2 separate regions of the Homo sapiens genome follow, and region 1 is linked to region 2. The links are chromatin contacts, found by Hi-C in ENCODE. All regions are on one chromosome and are shown on one strand. Each heading gives the region's core, a stretch centred on a gene start or an enhancer-like site at or near the end of the contact. The rest is flanking DNA. Distances are from core to core; before and after follow the strand shown. Region 1 overlaps FBXO15 (F-box protein 15). Region 2 has its middle 46 kb from the start of TIMM21.

What was found. Hi-C counts contacts between places; a loop is a spot of excess contacts on that map. Pooled maps may share reads with other maps.
Region 1: a map of HepG2 shows a loop between it and region 2 (20-fold over the local background). The contact joins two enhancer-like sites. A Hi-C loop is called at or near these places in 3 of 168 maps with a recorded cell type or tissue (CD8-positive, alpha-beta T cell, HepG2 and naive thymus-derived CD4-positive, alpha-beta T cell), 1 of 37 single-sample maps with no recorded cell type and 12 of 50 pooled maps.

What each region holds. Positions count from the first base shown.
Region 1 is chr18:74,077,859-74,084,507 of GRCh38, reverse strand. FBXO15 (F-box protein 15) reads left to right here. Exons shown (of 10, transcript NM_001142958.2): 9 at 2,457-2,581. Among named protein-coding and RNA genes, the nearest start is that of FBXO15, 67 kb to the left of the region's middle. Within about 2 kb of position 1,852, at least 6 of the 41 ENCODE cell types and tissues checked have a DNase peak (open chromatin) inside an H3K27ac peak, as active enhancers do.
Region 2 is chr18:74,191,222-74,197,745 of GRCh38, reverse strand. No RefSeq gene overlaps it. Among named protein-coding and RNA genes, the nearest start is that of TIMM21, 46 kb to the right of the region's middle. RefSeq lists an enhancer at 1-145. Within about 2 kb of position 1,250, at least 9 of the 41 ENCODE cell types and tissues checked have a DNase peak (open chromatin) inside an H3K27ac peak, as active enhancers do.

The DNA.
Region 1 (6,649 bases), core at 603-3,102, 110 kb after region 2:
TTCTCTTGTGAAACTATCAGCAGTATAGTAACCATTAGCAGCCTCAGAACCTCTGCTCCTGCCCGCCTGAGGCGCAGGCCCCTGCCACTGCCTCTGCCAGCAGATGGCTCTTCCCGTTCTCTTCCTCCTCTCATGCTCATTTCCGACTCCAGGTTTACAGGAACACATGTGTCTCACTGAAGGAGCCTGCATCACCAGTGACCGGCTTATAAGGAGGGCTGGGAGCAGAGGCTGTGGGACTCATAGGCTGAGCCATTACTTCAAGTATTGGGAAGCCATAGTGATTCCCCAGTGTATCCTGCTTGCTAATTTATAAATAGGCTTTTCTCTTGGGAGTAGTATGAAAACAAACATGAGAATCTGAATCTGCATTATAAATTATTGGCTAGTAATTAATTAGTGCTATGTTTTGCATATTTCTTACTCTATTGTAACATAGACTCTGGACACAGAACAGGGTTTGGATCATGTTTCTGCCGTTGACCAGGGATCTGACCTTGGGCGAGTTACTGTTAACCTCTCTGCATCAGTTTTATCACCTATGAATTCAGAAAATTATATTACCCAGTTAATATTATTATTAAGGTGTTAAAGTATTCTTCTAAGCTGTTAAGTGTCTAACTCAGTGGTTGGTATACAATAAGTACTCAAAAATACACCTATTTTATATACACACACTTTCACACATCTGTTCCATGTGCAGACTGTTTAAATGTAGGAAGAGCTTAACCTTTCTCTGTCTTATAAGTGGTTACAGAGGGTTGGCGGAAAGAGCTCTGACCTTTGGAGACACCACAGTGTTATAATTGTTCTGAAGTGGGAGAATACCTGGTAATAACAAAATAACAGTCTCTGCTTCCTACAGGGATTTGAGGTTTATTAGCTCAGGCAGTTGCCACTGAGACGTTATTGGCTGCTGTATTTGGAGTGCATTTTCTGCCGTGTCCTGGGGACAAGCTGTGTGGAAGATGAGCTCCTGGTTTTCTGTAGGCGCCGTCGGCTGCCTGCCTTTGCCGCACCAGTCAGAGGCCTCCCTTGGTTTTGCACGTGGCTGCAGTAGTGCAGGGCAGAGCAGAGTCACATCTGGTCCATTCAGAATGTCATTACTGTGCCTCCACTGAGGCCTCGCTTTTCATACACTTCCTCCCTGCTTCCGTCGAGCCCTGCTGAGGTGACGAGGTGATGAGGTGACAGCAGAGCTGTTGCCTGGGAAGGGTCCGTGTCATTTGGCATTTCTTCCTATGCCTGGGGAGAGTGGAAGGGAAGCTACACAGCTCTTGCTAATTACTCAGCATTAGAGAGGAAAATGTGGGCTGCCTCTGTCCTTGGAACAGAAGTAAGACGTGGAGAAACCAGCAGTGTGGCATCTGGGCAAGGAGCTCCCGTTTGCGGGGCTGGAAACCCTGCCTCTGCGTCCTCTTTCACTTAAAGCATATTACTGGGTCACAAAAGAGGCCCCAGGCAAAGTGTGGGCTTTAACCTTCTGGTGACACTGAAGTTGGAGAACACTGTATAACATTTCTAGAGCAGAGCTTTGGCTCCCAAGGCAGCTTGGCTTTGGTTTTATTTTGTCTCATGAAATAACCAGGCCAGGGCTGGAGAACATTTGCTCTTTTCCATGATTTTTCTGTTTGCTTTGCCCTGTGACTTGCATCTTCCCTTTGTTCAGACTTCCATCTCTGGAGAATTCTCGGGTATGAGTTGTGTTGCTGTCGGTTGGTTTGTGTGAGAAGCAACTGATGGTCGCTTCTCAGGGTGCGTTCAGACAGAACCAGGAAGCTTGTGTCTGTGTGAGACCGAGTGGTGCTGCGGCTCTCCCTGCCACAAGAGGCCTGTGGCAGCAGGGCTAGTGTGCTGTGTGGGTGCGAGGGCTCCTCCGTGTGGCCAGGCTGCCAGTAGCTGGCTTGGAGCTGGCAGCAGAGGGCCAGGGTTTGGCCTCCAGCTAGGTGGGCATGTGCACGGACTCTCACTCAGTTACAAGCATGTGCAGAGGTGTTGGTTTATTTCATGTGAGTTTCTTCCACTCCTCTTCATGTTCGCCTGCTCTCCAGCCCCTTGTTTCTTTGCCATTTCTGCACCTGCTTTCTTCAGCTGTGTAATTCTAGATATCGGTTTCCAACACTGTTGGCTTACCCACATCAGAAGAACCCTTTCCTCCTTCAGCGACCACCTTTCCATCAGTGACAGGTGGCTATCCAGGCTCGCCTCAGCCAGCTTCCCCTGACTCACCTTTGACATCACCTTTCTGGGCACTTGTTAATGTTTCTGCCTCTGGGACACAGATGCATCACTCTGGCCTCAAGCCAGAGGCTGGGATTGCTGTGCCCATGTTGCCCTCATCGCTGAGGCCAGGGCTTACCAGGGTGAGGTATCCTTATAAAGTCGCCGACTGAACGTGCTTGGTTTGTCATCTTGCACTGGAAGACAGTGATTGAAACAATCTTATATCTTTTCAGGAAATATTGAAAATGGACATGTGAAGCTCATTGTTATACATTTAAAAAATAACAGAGAACACCTACCTCTTATTGGAAAAGTTGGCCTCTCGTGGAAAACTGATATTTTTGATGGCTGTATAAAGGTAAAAACAGAACCGTTTTCTTTTCTTCAAGTAACTTGATTTCTATATAATAAAAAGTCTGTTTATATATATAAATTATATTGTCATATATGTATGATGTTTCTTTTATAGTTCTGGATTTATTGTTCTGGTTTCTGAAGGTTGGTGCACATTCTGTTAGCCATTGACAGCCAGTGGATTCACTCATGAGATGCTTATTGAGTACCTTTCATTTGTCACTGAGTATGGTGGAGTTGGAGGGGCAGGTAGTCTGCAGCAGCATTTCAGAACACTGTTGATCACAGTCCCCTACTCTCTCAAAGCCCCTCTGTTTTGTGGAAAGAGAGTGGAACTGAAGGTTGGACCACGCAGGCAGCATCTACTCAAAACATCTTGATCATCCATGTACCAATTTAAAACTTATTGCAGTTATAAATTCTTAGTCCAGGATATAGGGATTTCCTTGAACTGTTAAATAAAGATTAGCCACATGGGTGGGAGAGTTGACTTAGTGGTTGGGAAGTAGCAGGGAAGGAGGGAGGAGGAGGAAGAGGAGAAAGATGTTCTCACAGTTTTGCTTTCTTCTGTCCTTGTGCCCATGGCTGCTCCTGGTTCTTGTCACTCTCCAACTTTATTTTATGGGATGAACAAGATTTTCATTGTCCCAGGGACCAGTGGGATCAATCTCCTGTGACTGCGGGGGCCTCCTGTAACATGGCTTTATACGGCGCTATGCATGCGCACCTTGTTAGAACTATTAATGATGACGACTGGGACCAAGAGTGGTGTTATCATGAAGCACTGTCCCTTGAGCCACTTGATATTTGATGCAATGAGATATTTTACAAATCCTATTTATTCATAGCAAATGTTTAAGTTTTGGTAAAAATGATGTTTATCACACACCATGTTGTTTCATGCCTTTAAGAGCACAGACCTACCTTCTTTCTTTTTCTTCAGATTTCAATAAAGCCTATAATAAAAGTAGGTACTAAGATAAAATATTCACGTCAAAATAGACCTTGAGGATCAAGAAAGGCAGAATGTGAATGTGACTGTCTTTTAAAGGGTCAGCATAATTTTTAAAAATAATTTGTTCTGTGTTTTCTGGTAGTCCAGAGAAAGATGAGAGCAGTCATTTAGTTCTCATTGGGAGAAAAAAGGGAAATGTAGTAATTATACAAAGAAAGCTTTATCCCAGTTCTGATCATTAAAAACAAAATTTCCAATGGGACTTTATGTAGGGCAGACTAAGCTACATAATGGACCCACCCTGAATAGCATCTTAGCAGCAGATGCACTCACAGATTTCTCATAGAAGTTCTCAGAGAAGCTGAAGATACGGCTTCAAAATTGGACCTTTACATGAGCTCCAAGCAGTGATTCTGTAGGTTGCTAAACCAATGTGACTGAGGTGCACAGGTGTTTAGAAAAACAGCTTGATCTGAAAGCAGGATTTTGAGTTTTTAAAGTAGAGAATGGATTGCATGTCCCTGGACAGTTTTCCCCATAAATTCCTTCTCTCAGATGGGCTTTGGGAAAAGATAGCAGATAGCTCAAAAGCTTGTACCTTCTCCCTTGGGCCTGGAGGGTAGATGTGGTTTATTTTCTGTTTGCCTTTTATGCTCTTGGATTCAGTATTAAGACTAAGCCGTCCTCAGAATTCCCAAAAGAATAAAAAGTCAGATCAGTGATGTCATATGTCTTGTATTTGCTGTGCAGCTCAGGTATTTCTCTCCAGGAATCTGATCACCCTAAGAATAGTGAAATGATAACATTTATTTTAAGAAATTGCTTGGAAGGAGTTAAAAACTTTTTTTTTAAAGCATGGACATAAGCTTAGAAAGTTTCTTAGGTACATATGACTTTTAAAAAAATGTAAAATAAAAACCCGGCTCCTTCTGGAAATTGTAGACACAACCTCTGGTGAGGAGCTTCTACTAAATAGTTTACGATGCCTGTCAGAGCATAGGCTACTGAGAAAGTACGTCACCCAAATACGATGCTGGTGGAAGGACAAAGAAGTGAGAAAATATTAATGATAATGACGGAGGATGCTGCCTAGTTGTGTCGTGTTGGTTGAAGTGATGTGCAGTCGTGAAAGGACATCTGATGTCCTTGGGACCTGCTGTTCCCATGAGAATCTCCGTCTTCCTCCAACCTCAGAGTTGAGTGACCTCCAACACTTACTGGTGTGGAGGTAATTCAGGTGGAAAGTATCTTTAGTTTGAGTTCCTAGAGCAAAAACTCAACAGATCATAAGTTTATGTGGTAAATTATTAAACTTTAAAATTCTTTAAAAATCACATTCTAAGTAGGTCAGTTTTTTATTCTTTTTTTAAAAAACTCAAAAGATACTGATAATTATTACAATAATATTATGAATGAGCTGTATTTTAATTGTGGTAAAATAAACATAAAATTTACCACCTTCACCACTTGACTTCTATATTTCAGTGGCTTACATACCTTCTCATTGTTGTATAACCATCACTACTGTCTAATCTCCAGAACTTTTCATTTAAAGATGCTTTCAGTGGCCACGTGTTAGTACTGAATCCATGCAGGACGCTTGCTCTGTAAGTGGTTACCATGCTATTTTACAAAGTCATGTTGAAACAGCTAGGCTACCCTCTCAAGGTAACCTTGCTGCAGTCTTCAGCATAAGTCAAGTAATCAAAGTGAAATACTCTCCTGCTCTGTCTCCTCCCAGCGCCTATCAGAATTTCAGATGGATGGATTTTCTTTTGGTGAGGCTTTTCCCGTATGTTTCTTTTATGTTTTTCTTTCACTCCTTGGCATTTTTGATGTTATTTTAATGTTACTTCTAAATCTATATGGAGATTGGCATCAATTTTTATTTAGACTAGATATTTCAGTGTAGTTCTGTGGTTCTGCTTTATGTAAGAACAGCTGAGTTCAGTAGAGCCTGCTGTGGGTACATCGTGGGTCAGCATGTTGTGGGTGGCCGTGGCCCATGAGAAAGGCATCCTGGCCACTTCACTTGACAAGCACTGCAGCTGCATGGGTGATTAAGGCTGCTGGTGCTGATACAACCGAAAATCGCAGGAAGAACAGAACAGTCCCACACGTGCGAGTGCTGCACTCTCCCCAGACACTGAGTTTTGAGCCTGGCGTAGTTCACTGGTCCATGGGAGCGCAGGTGAGGAGAGACTTCCTCCTGCAAGGAGGGTGAGGTCTGCCGACTGCTCAGATGTGTGCCTCCTGGACGTTCAGGGTGAGAGGGACTGATTTAGGAGAGGGATGATTGAAAACAAGTTCTGTGAGGAGAAAGAGGAAAGGGGCCAGTGGGAGGAAGGCTCATGAGAGGTTCTGACATGCATCCCCCCCCAGAAGGTTGGGAGTGATTTATTCTGGAGAAGGAACCCAGTGGAGAAAGAGATGCTTCGGACAGGATGGGAAATAAGGAGCGAGCTTCTAGAGGTGAGGGGCAGCTGGCCCGGGGAGGGGTGCGAGACCCACTGTGCCGCTGCGGCTGGTGCTGAGGCGGGCCTCTTCCTAGCTGGCTGTCCTGCCTGGGGTGGGCTAGCACCCGGGGACAGGAGGGACAGTGACTGGGGGGCATTGGAAAGGCTGCTGGGGCAGGTCGGGGGGGGGCCTTGAAACCCTCAGGAAAGAATTTGGATTTTGGTGTATCTGTGGATGTTGTTAAAGAGTTTGATGTGCCTATCGTGTGCTAGGCCATGTTTTAGGTTAGGAGGGAATTGGAGAATGCTGGACTTTGAGAACTAGGAGGGCTTCAGAGGAGAGTCAGCTCCCAGCTCTTGATCTGGCAGCAGAGGAGGTGGGAGAGCAGAAAGACTGAGACACCCACCGACGGCTTAGGGCTGTGAGCAGCGTCCTCACCAAGGAGCCCTTGTGCCCCACCGGCCGCTCCTTCCTGACTTCTGCCAGGGTTTCTCCTCCTCAACCTTCTCGCAGGTGATGGGACCCAGGGCTCCACCTCCTTCCTCCCATAGGATCTAACCACCATCTCTATGCTGGTGGGTTTGGTGAGGTTGTAAGTAACACAGTCAAGTGACTGCTAGCCCAGTGGCTAAGGTCGTGCAGGGTGGTGGGGTGTGGAAG
Region 2 (6,524 bases), core at 1-2,500:
AGCTTCCTGCCCTACTGGCTTCTCCAAGTGGGAGGGGAGGAGCATTTCCGGGACCAGGCTATATACAATGTGGCTTTTGGAGAAAATACATTTAAAAAACTCTTTCTCAAATTAAAATATATCTTTTAAAGTGTTTTTTCTTTTTTTTTAGACAGAGTCTCCCTCTGTCACCCAGGCTGGAGTGCAATGGTGTGAACTCGGCTCAGTGCAAGCTCTGCCTCCCAGGTTAATGCCATTCTCCTGTCTCAGCCTCCCGAGTAGCTGGGACTACAGGTGCCCGCCACTGCTCCTGGCTAACTTTTTGTATTTTTTTTTTTTTTTAGTAGAGACAGGGTTTCACCGTGTTAGCCAGGATGGTCTTGATCTCCTGACCTCATGATCCGCCTACCTCGGCCTCCCAGAGTGCTGGGATTACAGGAGTGAAAGGGTTTTAGCAAATTAAGCTTCTTATGGGGGAAAAACATCAGGGGAATGTTTCATAGTCCCTTTGAGATTTCTAATGCACTTAGGTCTTGGGGATTTTGTACTCACTTTCTTTTTGCTTTTTTCTCTGATAAATCCAGTGATGAACAAAATATTCCCTTTGGGAGAGAGTGGGAATGATTTCAAACTTCCAACATTTCAAGTAATAAACACTTTAAGAGTATATCAATTGCTTCACTTTTCCCATTAAATGCATGTTACTTTACATACTGGCCATATCCCTTTTGTGCAAAATACAACACAAGTTTAGCTGAATTCTCTCCCTCCCCCAAAGAGTGAATTACTCCCTTACCCATGCTGCCTGTCCCTGTGCAAATGTTGGCTCTGGTACTTGTAGTTATTTGTGCTTCCCATTCATCTATTCTTGAGGACAAGGATTGAGTCTTTTTTCAAATTTGTGGCCTCATTGTCTAGCACAAAGGCTTATGGAATGCAAACTGTAATATTTAAATATTTGTTGAATACATGGAGGCTGTGTCCAAATTTTTTAAAATTTAATTGGACTTACTAGGGGATATCGAAATGTAAATAAATGCTATATAAAATATATCTTAAAGAGACAAATACCTTTAAAAGGATATTCTAAAGGAAGAATGGTCTCAAAAGAATGCCTTTATAGTGTAAATAATTATCAACTTAGTTAATATCATAAACCTGGGTGGATCAATTCATTATGGTGGTGTCGGTTGCCCTCTAGTGGCCATGAAGGGGTAAGGCGTCATTTAGGCTCTGAAGACCCTGAATTTCTGTTACGATGGCTGAGAACCAGGAAGCCTTCTCACCCACCCAGCAGAGGGAATTGGTTTGGAGACAGAACAAAACGACAAAAGGCAAACAGTAGAATCAACTCAACGATACCTGGTTCTTTCATATGGAATACTTAACATTCTTCCTCTATTTACAAAGACAAACAAAGAGCCAAAGCCTCAGGTATGAGCAAATGAAGGTTAGGGCTCCCTCTTTTGATGAAACGCATTAATCTACCATTCTGAGCATGTTTGCTGCCGTGTACTGAAAAGTTAAACGCATGGCAGGAAGGAATAGAATCAGTTCTGTCTTCTTTATCTTCATTACTCCTCTCTCCTTTGGATCAATGGAAGACGCAAAGACAAGATGTAGAACTCTGTATGTTTCAGAATACTATGAACGTTTTTGGTTCCATTGCCCATTTTTGGTATGGTGGAATGATTTTGCTATTCTAAGCAGCATATAAATCTGGATTTGGGAAAGTTGTATACCTGGATTCCTCAGCAATGGTTTATTTTCTCTCAGGGCTCTGGCACTCGGGGAGGCAAGAGGAGGACTCACTTTGGGCACCCAATTTAAAGGAAGTGACAAAAACTCAGTCATCAAGATAAATTATACACACACACACACACACACACACACACACACACACACATATATATATATATATATATATATATATATATATATATATACAGAGAGAGAGAGAGAGAGAGAGAGAGAGAGAGAGAGACAGAGTCTCGCTCTGTTGCCCAGGCTGGAGTGCAGTGACGCAATCTTGGCTCACTGCAACCCCTGTCTCCCGAGCTCAAACAATTCTCCTGACTCAGCCTCCCAAGTAGCTGGGATGACAGGCGCACACCACCACCTGGTTAATTTTTGTATTCTTAGCAGAGACAGGATTTCACCATGTTGGCCAGGCTAGTCTCGAACCCCTGACTTCAAATGATCCACCTGCTTTGGCCTCCCAAAATGCTGGGATTACAGGCATGAGCCACTGCACCTGGCCTGGATAAATAATACTTTAAAGAAATATTTTTTAAAATCAAAATCCATGCAGAATATCCAGGATTAACAAAATGTCAACACTTGCAGTAAAGACACGATCAGAGATACTGGTTTTTCCTTTGCCCCAGTCTCCACTGTGGTCTGGCATGGCACTGTTTCCTCTTTGCCCAAAATGAGCTTGTTAAGAGAGCAACATTGGCCGGGCATTGTTGCTCACATCTGTGATCCCAGGACTTTGGGAAGCCGGAGTGGGAGGATTACTTGATACCAGGAGTTTAAGACCAGTCTGGGCAACAGAGTGAGACCCCGTCTCTACAAAAAAAAAAAAAAAAAAAAAAAAATAGCTGGGCGTGGTGGCACGTACTTGTAGTCCAGCTACTTGGGAGGCTGAGGTGGGAGGATGGCTTGAGCCTGGGAGGCCAAGGCATCAGTGAGTCGAGATGGCACCACTGTACTCCAACCCAGGCGACAGAGCAAGACCCTGTTGGGGGAAAAAGAGAGAGAGAGAGAGCAGTGCTTCTGTGTGGGTCAGAGCCCAGCCTCTGTAGCTGGGGGAGCTGGATTTTGAAACAGATGCTGCTGTTGCTTACTCAAGAACCTGATTCTTGGCAAAGTTCATACCTTATCTCATCATCATTGTGAATCCTTAGAAGCACATAGTCGTTCCTGGCTGGGTCAGGCAGATGAGATGAAAGGAGGAGGAGGGATTCTCAGTGTGAAAGACTCATCCCACTGCTGTTGGCTTTGAAGATGGAGGAAGGAGACCAAGAGCCCAGGAGTGTGGCAGCCTCTAGAAGTTGGGAATGGCCCCAGATGACAACCAGTGAGAAAGCAGTGACCTCAGTCCTACAATCTTGAGGAACTGAATTTGCCTGTAACCCAAATGAGCAAGGAAACAGATCCTTCCCAAGAGCCTGTAGTGAGTTTCTCAGCCCTGTGGACACCTTGATTCCTTTCCTTTCTGATCTTCTCCTCTTCTCATTCTACCATCTCCCTTAGCAGTCCCAGCCACTCCTCAGATGTTAATATTTCTATGCCACTTCCAAATCTTTTTGAAAGAAGAGATTTTCCAAGTCTTTGCCCATCTACAATGAAAAAATTCATTAAGGAATGTGAAGAACATTATTATTTCTTCTTACTATAATATTTCTTTTTTTCCTCAAAATGATTCTGACTTTAGGTGAGAGGTTTTCAACTATGATGAAGAGGCAGGGGAGGACATGTTATCTTTAAACTCCCCCCGGGATTTTCAGTGCTAAGGTGGCAGAACAGAGGACAGTGGTGCTGCCTCCTCCTCTCCAGGACTCCTCAGGCCACACTAAGGATTAGGTAGTAGCCAGTGGAGCAAGAGGGCCAGGGCCTGGAGGAAGCAGCTGCTGGTAGGTGGCATTGGGAACAGAGCCTTGGCACAGTGGGCAGCCTCGCCGTTTGCAGAGAAATCAAAGCTGAAACAACCAATCCAACTTCGTTCGAACAGCAGAAGGCTGGCAAAGACCTCTGATAGGGACAGGATATGTGTTCAGACAAAGCACCATGAGGCAGCTGGTGACGGGAATGGGATGGCTTCCATGGAGCAATCTCCAATAACAATCCAAAGTTAAAAGCAAGGGGCAAGGAGCGGGTACAGTCAAGAAGGAGAAAGGAAGCCTTCGTGCTTGCCTTTGCATGGAATGCCTCCTGAAGAAGGAGAGAAACTGCTGATGGAAGCCATCCACGTGGAGGGGGGGATGGTGGAGGGGGATGGATGAGTGGGGGTGATGGAGGGAGGGTGGGGGTGGTGGGGGGGGTGGCAGAGTGGGGGTGATGGAAGAGGGGTGGTGGAGGGGGGATGATGGAGGGGGGTGATGGAGGGGGGTTGGTGGAGGGGACAGTAGTGAGTGTGACCTTCCTTGTCTCTGTGCCTCTTGGAGTAACCTCTGCGCACTAATGCTGTTTGCTGTGCTCAGTTGGAGAATCCTTGTCCTAGATTCTCCTATATTCTTTACATGCCGGCCAAGGCAGTAGGAGATTTGATGTTGCTGAAAAACAGCTTTTAAAATACTACCCTCTGCTTTTTTCATATTTATTACATACTAATTTGGCATAGAATACTATGCCTGATGTGAATATAGAATATGCATTGAATGAACAGCTGTTGCTTTGCTTTTGCTATCCCCATGTGTTAATGGTTTTTTCTTGTAAAAAGCTAAAGAAAATAAAGCCTTCGATTTATTTTATGTGCCTGTTAAAAGTCAAAATAATAGTAGTCTGTATGCTTTGAAGTCTATGATAATAGCACCTTTTCCAGTATTTCATGCAACTTGTGAAATTGCAGCTGACAAGGAGGTAGATGGTAGTAAACTCAACACTGTGTGTCCCTGGTGTGGTGACTGCGACATTCCACGGAAACGTAGGAGCTTTAAGTCTGTTCCCTTTTTCTGACATTTTATTTACCTCCAAGAATTTGTTCAATAATACATTTTTCCCTCATTTTCTTCTCTCATAGATTTCAGTTTTTTTAATTTGCTGATTCTAAGTTTTATTTTCTGACATCTAAGAAGTATTTTGTCTTAGAAATAGTGACATAAAAATAGGCAAGAAGCATCTAAATTTTAGCAACGTCTATCATTCTGATGAAAATTATATAACTATAAACAATTGCTACATTTATGCATTATTATGTAATATATCAAACTTATTTATATGCAATTCTTACATTGTGGGTTATCATGGCAAACAAATATATTATTGCACAGTAATAATAAATGTCACAGTGAAAGAAATAGAAGGCTTAAATTGTCATCTCAGCAATACCATTCTGGTAAATACCCATAAGGAATACAATGGCAAACATTAACTTTATCAAGTGATCTAATAGCAATAGGAGTTCCTTTTTAGTTATTTATTTTTATTTTTGAGAGACAGAGTCTTGCTCTGTTGCCCAGGCTGGAGTGCAGTGGCACGATCTTGGCTCGCTGCAACCTCTGCCTCCCAGGTTCAAGCGATTCTCCTGCTTCAGCTTCCGAAGTAGCTGGGATTACAGGTGTGTGCCACCATGCCCAGCTAATTTTTGTATTTTTTAGTGGAGATGGGGTTTCACTATATGTTGGCCAGGCTGGTCTCGAGCTCCTGACCTCAGGTGATCCGCCTGCCTCAGCCTCCCAAAGTGCTGGGATTACAGGCGTGAGCTACAGTGCCCGGCCGGGGGTTCCTTTTTATGTTTTAAAATGTTTGCTGATCAGTACATCAGCTAGAATTGCAGCTCTTGTTTAGAAACCTGGGCTATTTTAGATCTTATTATATCAATAAAACATTTTGATTATCATTAAAATATTTTGCTGATCAAATCTTTTGATTTGCCAAAGTTATGTTTTGTGACTTGAAGCAGAACTTTTCTCTCTCTCTCTATATGTATATATTGTATATCAGTCCTTGTAGAATAATATGCTTTATTTCTATCATCAGAAAGTTGTCATAATACATTAATTTTTTGTTAAAACAACACCTTTTACTGCTATCTGCCAGAAAACTGTTATAAATATTTTAAAATGCCATCTTTGGGGTTAACAAAATGATAATAATAATGTTAAAAATTGTCATAACGACAAGGTGGCACCTAAGAGGCATGGTGCATCCAGGTATGGCGCCTGAGCGTACATGGGGGCGGCCACACGCCCTGCAGCCTGTGCCGCTGCACTGCGTGCCTGGCTCCAGCTCCCTTCCATCGGCCTTTGGACAGGCCGCACCTCCCACCTGAAATGTCCCCTTCCTGCCACCCACATTGCTCTGGCCCCTTGGACATGCAGCTTGGCTGTCGGCACCCTGTCTGTGTTTACTCCCCTGCCCGCCCTGGGGAATGTTTCACACTCGGTGTTAACTGCCAGGTGCTCAAATGTTGCCCCCACTGTAATGTGCCGTTTCCTCCATCATAGAGACTGACTCTTTCTCGTCTTTCTATCCCCTGGGCTTAACCCAAAGCCTGGTGCGAAGTAGGAACTCAAAGTTTGTGGAATGAAGGAAGGAAATTTTAGTCTATGGCATCGCTAGAAAGAGCTTTACTTCCTTATGGCTTTTATTATTAGTTATTTTCACCATTTTTTGAGGATGTTGGTGTTTAGCCTCTTAGCCTTCTCTGATTGTGAAATGTTTTCCATGATTTTGATGGTTAGAATTGCAACTACATGTTTTTAAAATTGAGCCATCCATCGCCAGGTGCGGTGGCTCATGCCTGTAATCCCAGCACTTTGGGAGGCCAAGGCAGGTAGATCACCAGGTCAGGAGTTCGAGACCAGTCTGGCCAACATAGT